2 separate regions of the Homo sapiens genome follow, and region 1 is linked to region 2. Evidence: read pairs that join two places in POLR2A ChIA-PET (ENCODE). Cell type or tissue: Panc1. All regions are shown on one strand. Each heading gives the region's core, and the rest is flanking DNA. Links, peaks and the distances in the headings are about the cores only. Region 1 has its middle 20 kb from the start of PLP1. Region 2 has its middle 6.9 kb from the start of TCEAL3.

The links. ChIA-PET counts read pairs that join two places held together with the same protein. Peaks named below come from ENCODE experiments on the same cell type or tissue, not always from the same donor. Only the 100,000 strongest peaks of a DNase experiment are listed, where the experiment ranks them.
Region 1: POLR2A ChIA-PET joins it to region 2 with 14 read pairs; 4 of 35 experiments call an interaction of 5 or more read pairs at or near these places.

The regions. Positions count from the first base shown.
Region 1 is chrX:103,795,744-103,798,570 of GRCh38, forward strand. It overlaps a transcript of RAB9B not described here. Among named protein-coding and RNA genes, the nearest start is that of PLP1, 20 kb to the left of the region's middle. In Panc1, for the core only: no CTCF peak of the experiment used is centred there; no DNase peak of the experiment used is centred there.
Region 2 is chrX:103,613,459-103,616,285 of GRCh38, forward strand. No RefSeq gene overlaps it. Among named protein-coding and RNA genes, the nearest start is that of TCEAL3, 6.9 kb to the left of the region's middle. In Panc1, for the core only: no CTCF peak of the experiment used is centred there; no DNase peak of the experiment used is centred there; H3K27ac peaks cover 410 bases.

The sequences.
Region 1 (2,827 bases), core at 181-2,680, 180 kb after region 2:
TATTATCACAAGTGAACAGAAACACACAAATTATCCTATACGCAGATGATATTATCACAAGCTCAGAGTGGTCTTAGCAAACAAATGGCTCAGCTAATTACTGCTAGGAAGAAAGTATACATATCAGCTTTCCTAAAAAAAAAATTTGTCATTTTCAGTAGATGTTCCTACCTTCCTGTTGGTGAATAGTGTGAATAATTCCATAAAGCAGGTACCTCAGGATATATTCTGCAGCTGGCTTATCTGAAAGGACAAAAGTAAATTACATTTCTCAAAGCCAGGTAATATATGGGTGCTTATGGAATTTCTGCACATGTGTTGTTGTTTGTTTGTCTTTAATAGCTTAGCGGGTTACAACTACTTTAAAATATTTCCAGGTTAAAAAATTTTAAGTCATGCTTTATGCCCTATTTGTCTTGGTGTTAAAGAAGATTCAAAATAATTGTCTGGGCAGGGCATGGTGGCTCATGCCTGTAATCCCAGCACTTTGGGAGGCCAAAGAGGGCATATCACTTGAGCTTGAGGTCAGGAGTTCAAGACCAGTCTGGCCAACATTGCAAAACTAAAAATACAAAAATTAGCCAGGCGTGGTGGTTCAAGCCTATAATTCCAGCTACTCAGGAGGCTGAGGAACAAGAATGCTTGAGCCTGGGAGGCAGAGGTTGCAGTGTGCCGAGATTGTGCCACTGCACTCCAGTCTGGGCAACAGAGGGAGACCCTGTCTCAGAAATAATAATAATAATAATTGCCTGAAGATAAACTTGGCCCGGACTGTAAGCAGCCTTGCCTCCAACAATAATAGCTGCACTTTATCAAGCACTGTATCTGCAAAGTACTTTACACATCTCATTTTATCCTCACATCAGTCTTATGAGGCAGAAGCAACTATTATCCTTCAGTTCCATGCTGGAGCATGTGGCCTTGTTGGTCACATCAGTTTACACATGAGCATGTTAATCCTATCCTAGCTCAGCTGACTGGCAAAGCTGCAGAGATTAGCTGAATCCCGGTATTTGTCAGGGAGCAGAACCACTATCATTGTAGCTCAGTATAGTGAACAAAAGTTCTCTGAAAAGGGGCCACAAAGCGAGACACCGCCTCTACAAAAAAAAAAAAAAAAAAAAAAAAAAAAAAGTACTCCAGCATGGTACCTAGTGCCTGTAGTCCCAACTACTCTGGAGGCTGAGGTGGGAGTATAGCTGTAGCCCCAGAGGCTGCGGGTGCAGTGAGCTGTGATTGCACCATTACACTCCGTCCTGGGCAACAGAGCGAGACCCTGTCTTGAATAAAAAATAAAACAAACAAAATTATTAAAAATAAAAAGGAATTTAGAGGAAAGAGACCTTTTTTTTTTTTTTTTTTGAAACAGGGTCTCACTCTGTTGCCCAGGCTATAGTGCAGTGGCACCGTCTCGGTTCACTACAGCCTTGACCTCCTGGGCTCAAGTGATCCTCTCACCTCAGCCTCCAGAGTAGCTGGGACTACAGGCGACTGCACCATGCTCAGTGCTAATTTAAAAAAAATTTTTTGTAGAGACGTGGTTTTGCCATGTTGCCCAGGCTGTCTCGAATTCCTGGCCCACCTCAGCCTCCCAAAGAGCTGGGATTACAGGCATGAGCCACTGCTCCCAGCCCCAAGGAAAGAGACTTTATTCCAGAGAACAGTTTGGACACCAGAGACACACAGCCTTAGGTGTAAAATGAAGGTGTGCTCCAGAGAGCAAAGCTAGGGTTATACTTTTACAGCAAAAGTTTATGCAAATGAAGTATTCAAACTCACCTAGTTCTGACTGGTTGATAGAACTGAGCCCTGATTGGTCAAGGCAACTGAGCCTGATTGGTTGAGGCAGCTAAGCCATGATTGGTCAAGGCAGATGATCTCAGATTGGTTGGTTCAGGTGAGCTCTGGAAGTCCCAAAGTTGAACAGAGGTGTGGGTTTTGGAGGAACTTGAGACCTCTGACCTATAGTTGGCAGATGGCCACTTGGCTCTATTTAAAATTTAGGCCCAGTTAGCCACTCAGGATCCATTTTGGAGCACTGCCTATTTCAGGTTCACATTTGTCATAGTACCTGCCAAAAACTCCATTGAGAGAAGCAGTGGTTAAGGGGGGATAACCTGAAGGAAGTGTACTCCATTCATTCCCCAGTCATCTCCAAATATTTTTTATTGTGCAATACTATGAGTAAAACATGTTGGAGCCCACATCCCCCCGCCATGACCTTGCTGCTCTAAGTGTGGTCTTAGAACAAGGAGCATCAGGATCACCCGGGAGCTAGTTAGAAATGCAGAATCTCAGCCTGATCTACACCCACTGAATCAGAAACTGCACTTTAACAAGATCCCAGGACGATTTGTATACATATTAAAATTTGAGCAGATTTGCTGTGTGTCATTATATAAAATGTACTGAAATATATATTAAACATATGCTTTAAATATTGACATTATATTCATGTACTGCTGTTCTAATATACACATTACAAAGCATGGAAAACAACATTTAAAAGTATAAGATAAATATGAAGTAATATTTTAAAATATGTTTTATTTGATAATATATACTTACACAATTTATATCTTATTTGAAACATGATATTATTAATATTTTAGTGAGAACAATGTGACTGAATATGCCTCATTAATTTTGAAATCATGGTTTAACATTTTAGAATACTGAGTTCAGTTTAAACTGCCCTTGGCTCGAATGGATGTTATAGCTGAAAATAATAACTTACAAAGATTCATAGATGTAAATGGATGCAGTATGACATTGGCAGTGTTCAATAAATTACGTTAAATTTTCAGCCTCACTTTGCAGTTATGCA
Region 2 (2,827 bases), core at 33-2,532:
CTCCCAAGAAGATATACAAATGTCCAATAGGCATATGAAAAGAAGCTCAACTGTATTAGTCACTAGGGAATGTAAACCAGAACCACAAAGTGATACCACTTCACACACAGTAGGATGGCTAAAACGAAAGAGATAGAAAATAAGTTTTGGTGAGGATGGGGAGAAACAAGTCCTCATACATTGCTGATGGGAATGCATTTGCTTGGGATAACAAATTGGCAATTCTTTAAAATGTTAAACATAATGTGTCATATGACCCAGCAATTCCATTCCTAGGTATATACACAAGAGAAATGAAAACATACAGTCATGCAAAATGTATACACAAATGTTCATAGCAGTATTGTTCATAATAGCCAAAATATAGAAAAAAAATCCATGAACTGGTGAATAAACAAATATGGTATATTATACAATGTATTTGGCAATAAAAAGGAAGAAGTACTGATACATGGCATAGCATGGATGAACCTTGAAAACATTATGCTAAGTGAAAGTAGGCAGTCACAAAAGACCACATAGTTTATTATCCAATTTATAATAAATGGACATATCAACAAATCTATAGAGAAAGTAGATTCGTGGTTGCATGGGGCTTGCAGAAGGGCAGGAATGAAAAATGGTAATAGGAAGGTTTTCTTTAGGGGTGATGAAAATGTAAAATTGGATAGTGGTGATGGTTGCCCACCTCCATAAATATTCTAAAAACCATTGAATTGTGCACTTTACATGGGTGAATTATAAGGCATATGAATTATATCTCAATAAAGCTGTTAAAGAGAAATAATTATCTACAATAAAAATAAGAACAATGTGTTACATGGCTTGTAACATATGTAGAAGTAAAATGTACAATGTGGTGGTTAATACTGAGTGTCAACTTGATTGGATTGAAGGATGCAAAATATTGTTCCTGGGTGTGCCTGTGAGGGTACTGCCTAAGGAGATTAACATTTGAGTCACCGAACTGGGAGACGAAGACCCACCCTCAATCTGGGTAGGCACTATCTAATCAGCTGCTAGCCTGACTAGGATAAAAGTAGGCAGAGGAACGTGGAAAGACTAGAATGGCTTAGTCTTCTGGCCTACATCTTTCTCCCGTGCTGGATGCTTCCTGCCCTCAAACATCAGACTCCAAGTTCTTCAGTTTTTGGACTCTTGGACCTTCGATCACAGACTAAAGGCTACACTGTCAGCTTCCCTACTTTTGAGGTTTTGGGACTCAGACTGGCTTCCTTGCTCTTCAACTTGCAGACGGCCTATTGTGGGACTTCACCTGGTGACTGTCTGAGTCAATACTCCTTAATAAATTCCCCTTTATATATACATCCATCCTATTAGTTCTGTCCCTCTAGAGAACCCTGACTAATACGTACAACAATAGAAAAAAAGATGGGAGGGGGAATGCACAGTTGTAGGGTTCTTCGATTATCCATGAAATCATTTACAGTTGACCCTTGAACAACACAGGTTTGACCTGTGTTTTTTGATGTGGATTTTTCCAACCAAACTGAGATGGAAAATACTGTACTTGTGGGATGTGAAGTCTGCCTATAGCGAGGGCTGACTTTTCACAAAGATGGGTTCTGCAGAGCCAACTCCAGGACCCACCTAGGTATACATAGATTTGTATATCCTGGGGAGTGGTGGGTCCTGGAACCAATCCCCTAAGTATACTGAGAGATAGCTATCATATTATTTGAAGGTAGACTGTGATAATCTATGATACATATTACAAATACCAGAGCCATGGCTCAGAGATTTTGCCTGAGGGAAGGGAGGGAAGCAGGATGTAAAATGGAGAGTTCTAAATTTTTTCCCAAAGGAAAGGAATTCATTTGCAACAGAATATGGAGAAGTCCAAGTTCAAGGGAGCTCTCAAAAACAGTGGAGGCTCTGGTGCATGATATATTAAAATATATATTACAGTATATATTTGGTCAATGTCCCCAGTTCCTGGCACAGAGCTCCTAAAACCTTTGGGATTTTCTGAATGATAGGAGTGTCTTTTGTTATTCATAATGAGCCCCTTTTGACTACTCCTGAATTTATGCTAATGAGGTGACTTAGGGTAAGACCCCTAGATAGCTTCAGGATGGGGACTGGACACCAGAAAGACCAAATACATGATTACAGGATGGGAACTTTCTGCCTTGCTCCTGACCTCCAGGGATTGGAGAGGGGATAAAAATTGAGTTCAATTACCAGTGGCCAATGATTACATAAATCATTCCTATACGATAAAACCTCCATTAAAATCCCTAAATGATGGGGCTCGGGAGCTTCTGGGTTGGGAATACATTGATGTACTGATCAGATGGAGCACCCAGAAAAGGCATGGAAGCTCTGTGCCAAATATACCCCATATCTTACCTTATGCATGTCTTCCATTAGGCTCTTCCTGAGTTGTATCCTTTACAATAAACTGGTAATAGTAAGCAAAGCACTTTTCTAAGTTCTGTGAGTCATTCCAGTAAATTACTGAACTCAAGAAGGGAGTCATGAGAACTGTGAATAAAAAATAGACTCTCAGGACCCCAAACTCACTATGGCAAAAGGGAAATTAAGCTTGGGAACTGAGTCATCCAAAAACTGCCTTCCATTTGTTCCCAAATAGCTGTAATTTCACATGCTTACTTTATCTTATGTAAAATGTAGATGTACTGAGCATGAGATGAATGCATAATTGACTTTTCCTCTACTCCTTTCTTTTTACATGTAAAATGTAGATTCACTGAGTGCTAATCAGAGCCTCACAAGAATGTAACCACTTGCCTCATTGCCTACCCATCCTCCTTTTTTTTCTTCCCCTCTTGCTTGCTCTTTC